Regions from separate parts of the Homo sapiens genome. Here region 2 is linked to region 1. A link is a loop called in an ENCODE intact Hi-C map of the cell type or tissue named here. Cell type or tissue: GM12878. All regions are shown on one strand.

What was found. Peaks named below come from ENCODE experiments on the same cell type or tissue, not always from the same donor. Only the 100,000 strongest peaks of a DNase experiment are listed, where the experiment ranks them.
Region 2: it touches region 1 in a loop (2.9-fold over the local background); 2 of 110 quality-filtered maps call a loop at or near these places.

The regions. Positions count from the first base shown.
Region 1 is chr4:164,933,887-164,941,886 of GRCh38, reverse strand. It overlaps the pseudogene LOC391710. Among named protein-coding and RNA genes, the nearest start is that of FAM218A, 19 kb to the left of the region's middle. RefSeq lists enhancers at 5,365-5,414, 5,455-5,764, 6,075-6,204. In GM12878, CTCF peaks have their summits at 3,773, 4,112 (motif pointing left) and 6,312; DNase peaks (open chromatin) are centred at 4,097, 5,556, 5,816, 6,306 and 1 weaker place; H3K4me3 peaks cover 752 bases; H3K27ac peaks cover 2,715 bases.
Region 2 is chr4:164,879,831-164,887,830 of GRCh38, reverse strand. The region is part of intron 2 of APELA (apelin receptor early endogenous ligand); the gene reads right to left. Among named protein-coding and RNA genes, the nearest start is that of APELA, 6.7 kb to the right of the region's middle. In GM12878, a CTCF peak has its summit at 3,552; no DNase peak of the experiment used is centred here.

The DNA of each region.
Region 1 (8,000 bases):
GGGTTTTTATAGTTTGGGGTGTCACATTTAAGCCTTTAACCCATCTTGAGTTAATTTTTGTATAAGGTATAAGAAAGGGGTCCAGTTTCAGTTTTCTGCATATGGTTAGCCAGTTTTCCCAGCACCATTTATTTTTATTTTTATTTTTGAGATGGAGTTTCACTCTTGTTGCTGAGACTGGAGTGCAGTGGCACGATCTCGGCTCACTGCAAACTTCATCTCCCAGTTTCAAGCGATTCTCCTGCCTCAGCCTCCCAAGTACCTGGGACTACAGGCACGCACCCCCATGCCTGGCTAATTTTTGTATTTTTAGTAGAGACGGAATTTCACCGTGTTGGCCAGGCTGGTCTCGAACTCCTGACCTCAGGTGATCCACCCACCTTGGCCTCCCAAAGTACTGGGATTACAGGCATGAGCCACTGTGCCCAGCCACCATTTATTAAATAGAGGATCCTTTTCCCGTTGCTTGTTTTTGTCAGGTTTGTCAAAGATCAGATGGTTGTAGATTTGTGGTATTATTTCTGAGGTCTCTGTCCTGTTCCATTGGTCTATATGTCTGTTTTGGTACCAGTACCGTGCTATTTTGATTACTGTAGGCCTCCTGGGTTCAAGCGATCCTCCTGCTTCAGCCTCCCAAGTAGATGGGATTACAGGCGCCCACCACCATGTCCAGCTAATTTTTGTATTTTTAGTAGACTGGGTTTCACCATGTTGGCCAGGCTGGCCTCAAGCTTCTGACTTCAGGTGATCCACTCACCTCGGCCTGCCAAAGTGCTGGCATTAGAGGCGTGAGCCACCATGCCCTGCCCACAAGGGATTTTAGAGCTTTGAGATGTAGCAGAAGTGAAAGATGAGGCTCAGAAAAGAGAGTAAGAGAGAAGAGGGTCTGGCTTGAAGACAGTGACACAGAGACAATAAGGCTCAGCTTTTTATTTCATTTCATTTCATTTTAGACAGAATCTTGCTCTGTTGCCTAGGCTAGAGTCCAGTGGCACACGAACTGCTCATTTCTGCCTCAACCTCACAGGGTCAATTGATCCTCCTACCAGAGCCTCCCCAGTAGCTTGGACCACAGGTGTGTGCCACTATGCCTGGCTACTTTTTGCATTATTTTCATAGAGATAGCATGTCACCATGTTGTCCAGGCTGTCAGCCTTTTCAATAATGTTTTCTACTTGAGAACATCTAAAGTGTATAGAATAGTAGCAAAATTAGTACAACAAACCCTGTGTATCCACTTACAGATTTATATCCTTATCCCTATACTTTGCAATACTTTGAAGCAAACACAGGATCACATATAATCTTATGGGTAAATACTGCACTATGAATGTCTAAAATATAGAGCCTCTTTTAAATAGTAAGCTCATAATATCATTATCAGAAATCATAACTAGTGAATACTTATGAGATTTCTTCTAGTTCAATGGACTTTATTTTTAGAAGTGTTTATGTAGAAGTAAGGAAAATTATTAGGCAGTTATTTTCATTGATATACATGCTCTTCAGTGCTTTAGTATCTTATTCTTTTTTCTCCTTTTGTAGTTGAAGAAACTGCCTTACTGTTCTGTTGAAAGTCTCACAGTCTGGAGTATTTTACATGGTCATTAGTTCCCATCACCTCTTGTAATTGTGGCCCTTCCTGAGAAACACGACAAAAGAGCGTAGCTTGAATTTGAGTAAAGGAGGATCCAGGGTCACGGGATCAGCCAGTGCCCTGGGACCTGCCTCCCCCTGGAGCTGCTTCTGGAGCCAAAGGGAAAGAAGCAGACACAAGCTTGTGAAGTGCTTGCAGGAGACAGAACGCTGAGGAGGCACCAGCTTCTCACTTTCCCTCCTTCCTGGAGAATCACACCTTCTGCAGGGAGTCTCCCCACACAGATCCCTCCCTGCACCATGGCCTTTGCAGCCTCTCTGGCTGAGCTCCAAGCAGAGGCCAGCTGCCCCATGTGCCTGGATTACATGAAGGACCCAGTCACCACTCACTGTGGGCACAACTTCTGTCGCTCCTGCATCCACCAGTGCTGGGAAGACTTACAGGATGTCCTCCCCTGTCCTGTCTGCCTCCGTCACTGCCCTGATGAGAACCTCAGGAGCAAACACCCAGTTGCGCCACATGACTGATATGGTTCAGCAGCTTCTCACCGTGACGAGCAAGAGGGAATGGCAGGAAGAGGAGCCCCTCTGTGAGAAGCACAGTCAGGGTCTAGTCCTGCTCTGTGAGAAGGACCTGGAGCTATTGTGTCCCCAGTGCAAGGTCTCCTCTGACCATCAGGATCATCCCTTGTTGCCCATTGAGCAAGCTGCAGCTACACACAGAAGGAAGCTCAAAAGCTACATTAAGCCACTAAAGAAGGAAACTGAACATGCCAAGATGCGGTGTGAAGTCCCAATTTTGAGATCACTTAATGTGAAAAGGAAGATGGCAACATGGAGGAAGGAATTACAATTTGAATTTAAAGAAATTAAGTCTTTCTTGGTAAAGGAACGAGCTGTAATTCATGCCAGGCTACTTATTGAAGAGAAGGATGCTAAAGAAAAACTCACTGAAAACCAAAGACAAATTTCAGGCCACTTATCCACACTACAGAATCTGTTTTTTTTTTTTTTTTTTTTTTTGAGACGGAGTCTCGCTATGTCGCCCAGGCTGGAGTGCAGTGGCTCAATCTTGGCTCACTGCAAGCTCCGCCTCCAGGGTTCACGCCATTCTCCTGCCTCAGCCTCCCGAGTAGCTGGGACTATAGGCGCCCGCCACCCTGCCCGGCTAATTTTTGGTATTTTTAGTAGAGACGGGGTTTCACTGTGTTAGCCAGGCTGGTCTCGATCTCCTGACCTCATGATCTGCCCGCCTCTGCCTCCCAAAGTGCTTGGATTACAGGCGTGAGCCACCGCGCCCAGCCTACAGAATCTCTTAAATGAAGTAACAGAGAAGAGTTTTCAGGCAGACCTGGATATGCTGACAGGTATTGAGAACAGCTACAACACATATGACCACCTGAAAACCCCTGCAGTCTTCTCATAGGAATCAAGGAAGGAGAGTTTGAGTCTCTCTCCACCTTATTTTGGCCTGAAAAAAATGATGAGCCCATTTCAGGAAGATTTGACACTAGATCCAGAAACAGCCCACCCTAGTCTTATTATCTCAAGAGACAGAAAGTGTGATATTTAGAATGATGAACCCACACTTTACTGATAATCTTCAGTCATTTAGTTTTTACCCAGCTGTCTGAAGCTGTGAGGGATTTGATGCTGGGAGACACTTTTGGCAAGTAGAAGTGAGAGCAAAGGTACATGGTTCCTTGGTGTGTGTAAAGAAATGTTTCCCAGAGATGGTCTTACATCACCAACTCCACAGATGGGGTGCTGGCAAATTCAGCCATTCCGTAGTTCATGCAGTACAAGGAACACAGAAGTCCTGCAAGTTGGCATTTTTCTGGACTATGAGTTGGGAGAAGTTTCCTTTTATAATTTAAATACCAGATCATATGTGTATACTTTCACTGGTAAGTTTACAGAAAAGCTTATGCCTTATTTCTCTATTGCACCTTCTTCACAAGCTGTTACAATCACATTGTCATAGACCAATGATGAACTACTTAGAGCACCCTTTGTATGTAGCTATATTTTCTTCCTGTGTTCTTGGAGGGCATTTGTAATAAAAGTTCTGATTCCATGTTTATGTTTGACTGCTGATATTATTGGGGGACTCACTCTTCTCTCTTCCCTTCTGCCCTCCCTGGACAAGCTGATGAGAAAGCCTGGGTGCTCCCTCTGTTGGTGTAGGTGGGAGGTTCAGACCTAGCAAGCCTCTGGTAGTGCAGGACCCTTTCAGCAGCCCCACCCATGACCACCATCACAACCCCAAACCAGTCTCCTTTCCCTGCTTTCTCAAGTCACTTTTGCATCAACTCTGTAGACACCCTTCTCTCCTCATAAACCTCATTACAGGAGTAGGAGTCCATTTCATACAATCTTGGATTGTGTGGCATCAGCAGTCTCAACACTGAACCAGTTGTCAGGGAGGGTGCAAACTGACCCCTTCAATGCAAACTATCTATGCAAACTGACCCCTTCAAAGGCCATTGTGAGCAGGATTATCCAGATGTTGGCTGCCACCTTCAGGGAATTGCTGTTCTAGCTTTGCTTTGCTCACTGGCTCTGTGCCACATGATGAGCCTGCACTTTCAGCTCAGCTGCTTTGTGCTGCTTTTACTGAGTTTGGCTGAGACTCTTTGAGAGAATTCTCTGACCTAGGTCAGTAATTTAGATAATATTTTGTTAGTTAAGTATAGGAACATGGACTCAGGTCCCTTTTACTGTCTCCTTGAGTGGTGCATCTCCGTCCAGACATATTGCTGTGTCTTTTATAATTTAAAAAACAGATCCTCTGTGTATAATTCCACTGATAAGTTTACAGAAAAGTTTATGCCTTATTTCTCTATTGAACCTTCTTCACAAGCTGTTACAATCAGTATTGTCCTAGACAATAATCACGTTAAATTATTATGTATTGTCAAAGCATAATCACATTAAAAGGAATAACCCCTAAAATGTATTGAATGTCTCCAAAAAAAAAAAAAAAAGAATAAAAAACAATGGACATGAACGTCAGAGAGACAGGGAATAAAAAGAAAAATAAAACCAAATCACAGATTCAAGGAGAGGAACAACAACAAAAACTGCAACAGAAATTCCTAATTTGCAATTACCAGTTGAATATGCAAAATTCACCAAAAGAATCTGTACAACACAAAAGCTTAAAAGGTGCTAATTGACTTTTCTGTTTCTGTAACCTGGATGGTGACTGAACTTCAACATCTGTTGAAATGCATCAATTGGAAAACCTTCGCAGACTTAATCCTTTGCCTCCAATTAGGTAACCAGGGATCCCTCTGATTTTAAATGAAGAGCCCTCTATTACCTTAGTGACATTACTAATCATAAAATGAAGGTAAAAGAGGTATCCCTTATCTTAACTATAAGAATCACTGCCTTTCCTAAATTTTCCATGGTGTGTTTCTAGATTCTAACATAAGCTGTGACTGATGTAAGTTCAGGGGGAACTCTAATTTGTGACCAATTGTTCGTGTGTCTCACCTCCAAACTGGTGCCTGTTCTATAGAGCACATAGGGGAAAAATTGTATCCTGTGCCATATACGGGCTCATTTGGTGGTCACTTGTGTGAAGCAAGAAGTCACTATTTGGAGATTGAGCATTAGTTGAAAATTACAATTACTTATGTTAATCCATTTTGTTCTGATTTGAGAGAATGCCTGAGATTTGGTAATCTATAAAGAAGAGAAATTAATTTCTCACCGTTCTGGAAGTTGGGAAGCTCAAGATCAAGGCAGTGACAGGTTTGGTGTCAGGTGAGTGCCTGGTCTCTGCTTCCAAGATGGTGCCTTCAATGCTGCAGCCTCTGGAGGGAGAAACGCTGTTCCTGACATGGCTAAAGAGCAGAGGTGGAGCTGCTGAGTGCAGTGGCTCATGCCTGTAATCTCAGCACTTTGGGAGGCCTAGGCAGGCAGATCACTTGAGGCCAGGAGTTGAAGACCAGCTTGGCCAAAATGGCAATTAGGGAAGAGAGAGACCCTCTCATATTGTTTTATATTGTTTTATACTCAGTACCTGTTTTAAGAAAAAACAACAAGGAAGTAAAACCAAAGACAGGCAACCCGAGGCCAGGCCCAAAACCAGGCCTGGGCCTGCCTGGCCTAAACCCAGTAGTTAAAAATCAACTCATAACTTAGAAACTGATGTTATTTATAGATTCCAGACATTGTATAGAAGAACGTTGTGAAACTCCCTGCCCTGTTCTGGTTCTCTCTGACCACCGGTGCATGCAGCCCCTGTCACGTACTGCCTTGCTTGCTCAAATCAATCACGACCCTTTCATGTGAAATCTTTAGTGTGGTGAGCCCTTAAAAGGGATAGAAATTGGGCATTTGGGGAGCTCGGATTTTAAGGCAGTAGCTTGCTGATGCTCCCAGCTGAATAAAGCCCTTCCTTCTACAACTCGGTGTCTGAGAGGTTTTGTCTGTGGCTCGTCCTGCTACAGCAAAACCCTATCTCGACTAAAAGTACAAAACTTAGCTGGGCATGATGGCATGCAGCTGTAGTCTCACCTACTCGGGAGGCTGAAGTGGGAGGATCATTTGAACTCCAGAGGCAGAGATGGCAGAGCCAAGATTGTGTCATTGCACTCCAGCCTGGGTGACAGAGCAAGACTCCATCTCAAAGAAAAGAAAAAGAGAGCAGAGTGGGTGTATATACCCTGGAAAGCTCTTTTTTAGCATGGCATGAATCCATGAGGGGGAGCCCTTGAGACCTAAACCCCTCTCATTAGGTTCCACCTCTCAGTGGAATCACATGGGTGATTGTTTATAATACAAGAGGTTTGTGGAGACAAACATTTAAACAATAGCTATTGAGGCTCACACTCATAAGAGCAGATGGCTAATTAGGACCCTAGAAATATCTTTGCTTTCTGCTGCTGTCTAGGCCTTTGTTACAACAAAGATTCTGATCTTCAGAATTATAGGGAGATAGCTGGGAACAGTATCTCACACCTGTAATGATCGCTTGAGCTCAGGAGCTTGACAACAGCCTGGGCAACATAATGTGACTTTGTTTCAAAAAAAAAAAAAAAAAAAAAAGAGAAAGAAAGAAAAGAAAAAGAAAAAGAAAAAGAATTATGGGGAGAAACCAGTGACCCCTGTGGCTCACCGAAGTGGTCAATTTCAACCAAACTTACAACCAGGGTTCCTAAACTCTGTAACCCTCCAGTGCCCATAGAACTGTGATGGTACTAATAGAAGGTTTTCTGGAGTCAGAAACTTCAAAACATAATAACATGAAAAGGAACAGCCCCTAAAGTATATTGCACGTTTACCAAAAAAAAAAAAGAATAAAAAACAATAGACATGAAAAGTCAGGGAGATGGGGAAGAAAGAGAAAGAAAAATAACACCAAATTCTAGATTCAAGGAGAGGACAAAAAAAAAAGCACCAAAACAAAACAAAACAAAAAAACTGGAGGAAGCTTCCTAATTTGCAATTTCAAGTTGAAAATGCAAAATTTACCAAAAGAATCTAAACAACACAAAAGATTAAAAGGTACTGGTTGACTTTTCTGTCTCTGTAACCTAGATGATGATTGAACCTAAGCATCTGTTGAAATGCATCATTGGAAAACCTTTATAGACTTTATTATTTCCCTCTAATTAGTTTACCAGGGATCCCTCTGATTTTAAATGAAGAATCCTCTATTACCTTAGTGATGTTACTGAACATAAAATGGAGGCAAAGAGGTATTCTTTACCTTAACTATGAGAATCACTGGCTTCCCTAAATTTTCCAGGGTGAGAACACACACTGGGATGAAATATTAAAGAGAAAAGAGAAATACAATAAGTAATAAATACAAAATTAAATTACGTCTTCTGCATTTTCAAATTAGCTTTACAAAATGGGATCCATGGATGTTCCTGACCCCAGTGAGAAAAGATAATATGATTAAATATTAGTTAAAATAGATACTCAAGATTTGAAACCCATGATGCAAGACCTAGGCGTGATTATCTCACCGTTTCTGGGTTCAACCCCAATTTTGTGTGTTCTTATACTTTGAAAGAAGTATGACATCTCAGAGGGAACTGATGACAGCTTTAATGGGATGATCTCTCCCAATGTTATTGACATGACTTACTCCATCCAATCAGGAAATGGTAAATAACTGGCTGCTACAGATTTGACTAGGTTTTTTCAGGCTTATTTCGACAGCTTCCTGGCCATGCTTTCCCTTTGCCTCAAAGGAATGTTATGCATCTCTACCCACCAATCATGGTAATTTGAAAAAATTAGCTGGGCATGGTGACGTGTGCCTGCAATCCTGGCTATTTGGAAGGTTGAGGCTGGAGGATCCCTTGAGCTCAGGCGTTCCAGGTTACAGTGAACCATGACTGCCCACTGCACTACACGGTGACAGAGCAACATCCTGA
Region 2 (8,000 bases), 54 kb after region 1:
AGACCAGCCTGGCCAACATGGTGAAACCCTGTCTCTACTAAAAATACAAAAATTAGCTGGGCATGGTGGCGCATGCTTGTAATCCCAGCTACTCAGGAGGCTGAGGCAGGAGAATCGCTTAAACCCAGGAGGCAGAGGTTGCAGTGAGCTGAGATGGAACCATTGCAATCCAGCCTGGGTGACAAGAGAGAAACTCCATCTCAAAAAAAAAAAATTTAGTAAGATAAGGATAATTCTAATGGAGATGTAAGCAGATTAAAGTGGATTTAGATGTGAATACAAAATAATGAATCAGGGACAATGAGTACAGAAAAATCATGAGAGCATTGACTGAGGGGTATGTGGATGTGTATATGTGTGTTTTTTTTGTTTTAGGATATAGGCTTATCACCATTTAAACTTTCAAGTTGACACGATGATCCAGAGAGGTAAAGGTATAAGTACAGCTTGAAATTCCTAAGAAATCTTAGGGAGAGAAGGGGACCCACAGCACATATGAAGGATTGGCCATGTCTTCCGTAATACCAAGAAGGAAGAGGAAGATGGGGGTGGGTAAGGAGGGGAATGGATTAGATGGGATTTATGCTAAAAAGAAATTTTAGATTCCTGAACAACATGGTAGAGAGCAGCTAGTTTAGCTATCTATGGAAAGAATTATTACACATTTTGTAAGGAGAAATCAGTTTTTAAAATGAAGAAAACTGGCCGGGCGCAGTGGCTCATGCCTGTAATCCCAGCACTTTATGAGGCTGAGGTGGGAAGATCACCTGAGGTCAAGAGTTTGAGACCCGCTTGGCCAACATGGTGAAACCCCGTCTCTACTAAAAATACAAAAAAATTAGCCAGGCCTGGTGGCAGGTGCCTGTAATCCCAGCTACTTGGGAGGCTGAGCCAGGAGAACTGCTTGAACCTGGGAGGTGGAGGGTGCAGTGAGCCGAGATTGTGCCACTGCACTACACTCCAGCCTAGGCAACAAGAGTGGAACTCTGTCCCAAAAAAAAAAGAAAAGAAAAGAAAAGAAAACTTTGAAACTCTAGAACATTGTATACATACTTTGTTCAGAGGAATATACAATTATTGTAATAAATGTTTATAATATAAACATCACTATATTTATGCATTGATATATAAGTGTATAAGTAAATATATTCATCATTAAGGCATCATAATCTTTTTCTTTTTTTTTAGACGGAGTCTCACTCTGTCTCTCAGGCTGGAGTGCAGTGGTATGATCACAGCTCACTATAGCCTCAACCCCTCGGCTCAAGCAATCCTCCCACCTCAGCCTCCTGAGTAGCTGGAACTATAGGTATACACCATCATGCCAGCTAATGTATTTTTTGTAGAGACAGTGTCTTGCTGTGTTGCCCAGGCTGATCTCAAACTCCTGGTCTTAAAAGATCCTCCCACCTCAGGCTCCCAAAGTGCTGGGTTTACAAGTGTGAGCCACTGTGGCTGGCTGGCATCATAATCTTTACAGAAAAGTTTTATCTCATCAGTAAATTAGGGACATTAGGGATTTCCTCCAAGCATGACTTTTGGACACTGGGCTGTGATTAATTTAGAAAAGAGTAATTTTCAATATTTCATTTAGCTTTATGCAATATGTCCTGCAGATATTTCAGCCCACACAGGAATGCCCCATATTTAAGGCAGTTCTTGGGCCATTCACATTAAGCTTTAGGGGCTAAATCTTGTCTTCAAGGAGCTCATATTTCAATACTGATAAAAATCTAAAGAAACAAAGTCAAATGTGATAGATGGCTTTAAAAGCCTACTACTAAAAGTGCTGTGATTGTTAGGAGGATGAAGTTTATTTTAAACTAACTGAATTAGGGTGGTCGTCATGAGGAAAATAGGATTTATGAGAATTCTCAAGGAGGGAGAGAGTTTGGACTTGATGAGAGAAGAAATTCCTAGAAGAGGAAATATCTCCACCACAGAGATAGAAAATGATAGTTCCATCCTAGAAATATTAGAAAATAAATCTGAAAATGTGTGTGTGTCTAGTGAGAACAAGTCTTAAATTTATGATCTTAAATTGAAAGATAATGAATAAAAGCTTCATTTCATTTCATCTTTTTTTTTTTGAGACATGGTCTCACTCTGTCACCCAGGCTGGAGTGCAATGGCGTGATCTTGGCTCTCTGCAACCTCCGCCTCCTGGGTTCAAGTGATTCTCCTGCCTCAGCTTCCTGAGCAGCTGGGATTACAGGTGCCCACCATGAGACCTGGCTAATTTTTGTATTTTCAGTAGAGATGGCATTTCACTGTGTTGGTCAGGCTGGTCTCGAACTCCTGACCTCAAGCGATCTGCCCACCTTGACCTCCCAAAGTGCTGGGATTATAGGTGTGAGCCACCACGCCCAGCCTATTTTACATCTTTTAGCAACATTATGAGGCTGGGCACGATGGATCACACCTGTAACCCTAGCACTTTGGGAGGCCGAGGGGGGCAGATCACTTGAAGTCAGGAGTTCGAGACCAACCTGGCCAACATGGTGAAACCCCGTTTCTACTAAAAATACCCAAATTAGCTGAGTGTGGTGGCACAAACCTGTAATGCCAGCTACTTGAGAGGCTGAGGCAGGAGAATTGCTTGAGCCCAAAAGGCGGAGGCTGCAGTGAGCTGAGATCACACCACTGCACTCCAGCCTGGGCGACAGAGCAAGACTCTGTCTCAAAAACAAAACAAAACAAACAAACAAGCAAAAACACTTAGGCACTTTTTTTTTGGCTGAAAATACAAAGATAAATAAAACCTACCCTCGGCCTTCAGGGAATTTACAGCATGCAGAGGGAAGAGGGGAAGACTATAGTCAGTTAACACTTTCTAATGCCAGGCGTTAAGGACTTTAACAGAAGTATGTAACTAGTGCTCTGAGAGCAAAAGTGGGTATATCTATTGTAACTAATAGGGGTAATAAAATCAGAGAAGGTTTCCTAAAGGATGAATGATACTGAGAAAAAAAGTGAAAAAATTTGAGGCAAAAGCATAGCTTGAAGAACAGTTAAGAGGTGAAGAATGGACTGATTTTAAAGTAATAATAAGTCTAACTACTATTTATTTAGCACTTACTGTGTGCCAAGTATTGTTATGATAGGATAAGGGCCATAACAATTTCCATCTTACAGATCTGGAAGTGGAGGGAAGCTCAGAGAGAATAAATGACTTACCAACAATGATCACCAGAGAGTGAGCTGTGTGGCCAGAGCTTGAATCTAGTAGGTCCAAACACAGTCTTAACTCTTATCTCCTCTGGGACAGGCAAGGGGGAAAGAATAAGGTAACAGATGAAACTGGAAAGGTATATATTGTAAGGTGTTGTTTGTCAAATTATTGTTATTATTTTGTGTTCCATTTGACCTACAGCGGGATAACTGAGATCAGGACTGAAACACATTCACTGGATTCAGAAGAAGGAAGTCATAATGGACCTTCCGCAGAAGGAAAAGGGGAACAATGTGTTGAAAATAGTTGGGAGGAAAGAAAACAGCTGCCTTTTCAAAAAGTGTGGCTTTGAAGAGATGAAGAGAACATGGGCTGGTCGCTAGAGAGCACTATGGAGTCAATGGTGGAACTCTTCTTTCTTTCCTTCTCTTCCTTCCTCTTTTTCTTTCTTCTTTCCCTCTCTCTTTGTTTCTTTCTTCTCTCCTTTCTTTCTCTTCTCCTTTCTTTCTTTCTTTCTTTCTTTCTTTCTTTCTTTCTCTTTCTTTCTTTCTTTCATTCTTTCTTTCTTTTTTTCCTTCTTTCTTTCTCTCCTTCTTTCCCTGTTTCTTTCTTTCCTTTTTTCTTCCCTTCTCTTTCTTCTCTTCCTCTCTTTCTGTCTTCTTTCTCTCTTCTTTTTATTTCTTCTCCTCCTCTTTCTTTCTGTCTTTGTCTCTTTCGTCTTTCTGTCTTTTTTTTTTTTTTTAAGACAAAATAGATCAGTGTTGACATATTGAACATTCTGGGGGAGCAAGAGAGTATAATTGCTAGATCAAGGTCCTTGAGGTGTAGGGAGATTACCCATACTTGAGAGGTATTTTTTATTGAAAGACTAGGGGCCACACACAGTGGCTCATGCCTGTAATCCCAGCACTTTGGGAGGCCAAGGTAAGAGGATTGCTTGAGCCCAGAAGGTCAAGACCAGCCTGGAAACAAAGTTAGACCCTGTCTCTACAAAAAATCTTAAAATTAGCCAAGCACGTTGGCACACACCGGTACTGTCAGATACTTGGAAGGCTGAGGCAGGAGGATAACTTGAGCCTGAGACTTTGAGGCTACAGTGAACTATGATCATGCCATGGCACCCAGCCTGGGTGACAGAATGAGATCCTGTCTCAAAAAAAAAAAAAAAGAAAAAGAAAGACTAGAAAGGGAACATAAAAGAAGCATTGTAGATGTAGATGTCTGTAGTTTGAGGGCGAGGTTGGATTTTGAGGCTTAATGACCTCCTATTTCACTTGAAGTAAGAGGAGTTATCTTTTGCTGTGAGTTGGAAGAGGAGATTAAGAAGTGTAAAGAAACTAGAGGTTATTAGTTTGAAATAATAGTTGAATAGGAATATGAAGTGCAGAAGAGTTCTTCCCAGAGAGCCCAGCTAAAGTTGGAGATGAAGTGCTCCATGAAAGTAGAGATTCTATGCTGAAAGCAGAATTGGGTTTCACTTAAACCCAAGAGGTGGAGAGAATGGAGTGAGAAGGATGAAGATGCTAGGACAATTGCAGGAAGAGTTGGGAAGCAGGGCAGGTTTGGTTAAGGGGGTCAGATGCCCATGACTGCAAGGGGGTAAGAATAAGACAGAAAATAGGAAACTAGAAGCAAAGCTTGAATACCAAGTGAGGGTGACAAGAGAGTATCAGTTGGACTCAATTAAAAATAATGTATTAACACCATGGAATACCATGCAGCCATAAAAAATGATGAGTTCATGTCCTTTGTAGGGACATGGATGAAGCTGGAAACCATCATTCTCAGCAAACTATCGCAAGGGCAAAAAACCAAACACCGCATGTTCTCACAGGTGGGAATTGAACAATGAGAACCCATGGACACAGGAAGGGGAACATCACACACCAGGGACTGTTGTGGGGTGGGGGGAGTGGGGAGGGATAGCGTTAGGAGATATACCTAATGCTAAATGATGAGTTAATGGGTGCAGCACACTAACATAGCACATGTATACATATGTAACAAACCTGCACGTTGTGCACATGTACCCTAAAACTTTAAGTATAATAATAATGAAATTAATAATAATAATAATAATGTATTAAAAGACACTTTTTCCAAAAATATATTCATAGTCATTACCTCTGGAACATGAATATGGGCAATAGGGTAGGATGGGGAACTTGTACTTTTGACTTTACATTCTTCCATACTGTTAGAAATATATTCTACACCATGAAGATGTATTACAATTGTTATTAAAAAGCTAGCTAGACCAGGCGCAGTGGCTCATGCCTGTAATCCCAGCACTTTGGGAGTCTGAGGGGGGGCAGATCACCTGAGGTCGGGAGTTCGAGACCAACCTGACCAACATGGAGAAACCCTGTCTCTACTAAAAATACAAAATTAGCCGAGTATGGTGGTGCATGCCTGTAATCCCAGCTACTCGGGAGGCTGAGGCAGGAGAATCGCTAGAACCTGGAAGGTGGAGGCTCCGGTGAGCCGAGATGGCACCATTGCACTCCAGCCTGGGCAACATGAGTGAAAACTCTGTCTCAAAAAATAAAAATAAATTAAAAAAAAAAGCTAGTAGAGTATGTATTGACGGAGTATGTAGTTATCTAGAGTACATATTAAGTAAGTAATGTTTTAGAGACAGAGTCTAGGCTGGAGTGCATAATCATAGCTCACTGCAGCCTCAAACTCCTGGGCTCAAATGATCCTCCCTGGAGGCCTCAGCCCCCCAAATAGCTAGGACTAGAGGCACACGCCACCATGCCTGGCTAACTTTTTTTTTTTTTTTTGGTAGAGACAAGGTTAAATCATGTTGTCCAGGCTGGTCTTGAACTCCTGCACTCAAGCAATCCACCTACCTCTGCCTCCCAAAGTGCTGGGATTATAGGCATGAGCCACTGGACCTGGCCTTAGAGTACATACTTATAAATAAAAGCATTGATGTGCTGAGATTTTACTGTTGGAAGGGAGAAGTCATTCCAGCCTTAAGTCGCGACCTCATTTTCCACTCTAGGGCCCTCACATTAACCTGTAGACTTGCATTTCCTGACACCCCTTCCCTTGCTCTCCTTCACTCTAAATCACTTAGGACTGAAGGTGGTGCCAAAATATTTCTGAGAAAAAAAAATCAAGGAAATGAACGGCATACAGCATGTAATTTTCTGTGTAATTAATTCAGTTGCATAGGCTGGGATCATTGAGGATGACCCTAGGAGCTGGAAAAATTGACAGAGTAAAGATAATATGACATTTCTATTAAAAGAGCTAAAGGTCTGAACACTCTAATAAAGGGTTAATCTGGAAAACTTTCAAAGTCAATTGTTTACCTTACCTATCCTTTTACAAAGTCTTACTTGATCCTAACTGATCAAATAACCACATGTGATTTTATCTAAAGCATCCAAAAAATTAGAGGGGAAGAAGTGAAAGGGGTGTTTTGCCTTAGAGTCCACTACCTAGGTTTACAGTACATTTACCCAGTTATCAAAGTGCCTTTGTTGCAAAACATATAAAAAATGGGAAAGTATTTAGGACAGTGAGAATTATGTTATCAGATCTGAAGGTAGCACTTGTTATTATAGTGCTGGTTGAGCAAGGTCTTGAAAAATTTTCTAATGTTTATCTTACATTAACTCTTACAGTAGATTCCAACAGGTGACTTTTAAACATTCTTCAAAGAACAGTAGCTGAAATGTAGAACGAGTCTAAAACTGAGAAAATGGATGCTGTCACCCAAGCAGTTTTATAAGCTCTCAGCCAACTTTTGTAAAGAGTTGCTATTATTAAGTAGTTTGCATAGCTTTAATTAAATTTCCCTTTGGTTTACAAACTTGATTTGTAAGTCAAAATTCCCCTCAACTTTAAAAATTCAAATTTCACTATTCATGCTTACTTGTAACACTGGTTTTTATGGTATGTGATTTGAGGATAATATGTGGCTATCTAAAGACTTGTGTTTATATTTTGCAAGGTATCTTTCTTTGTATATGCAGGAATTCTCTTGCTATTGTGAAATGTGTCCTCTCCTCTTTGTTATTTATGAAGGAGTGCTGGAAAAATCTGGGGTGTCTCTATTCCTCTTAAGCACAGATTTTTACCATTATTTCATACATGACACTGAAATGCTCTGCTGGAAGCATTATCAACACACACCAAAGGATATTTTAACACAGAAAATCTTTTTAAAGCATGTTTCAATCACCATTAATTGGCTTCTCAGAAACCTCCTACTGTATCTTTCTGGATTCCTCCACCAAAGCTATTTTTCATATTTTGATAACAAAGATTAATTTGTTACAGATATAGACATAGAGAACTTGACATTTTTGTCTCAATCCTTTTGATAAATGTTTATTATGAAATTGCTCCTCCTTCATTTAATTTTCTACTACAGGGCTTTCCCCGGGTTTGGAAAGCATGCATTAAACAATAGATACAGCAACTGTTCTTTCCACTGAATGAATGGAACCGTAAAAGCTACTCTACAGGCCAACTGAATAAGCTAATTTTGCCATTGCCTGTGTATGTTAACCAGATGAGGGATATTTCTGTGGCATTTTTTAAGGAAGCTATATCTTAAATGAATTAATGAGCTTGAAATACTTACAATGGAATGCCAAACTGTGTATTTTTTAGTATGAAGTGACTTAAACTTGGACAGTGTTTGAAGTTAACTGATTCAAGCAGTATTACCAGTAATTGTGGTGGTCTAACATTATTTAACAAGTGTAAAAACAAGAAAAGGGAGGAGCAAAACTCTACCAGAATTTATCCTTAAGATGTGACTATCAAGATCACTACTATTGGTGAGGCTGGAAAGCTGCCATTTTAT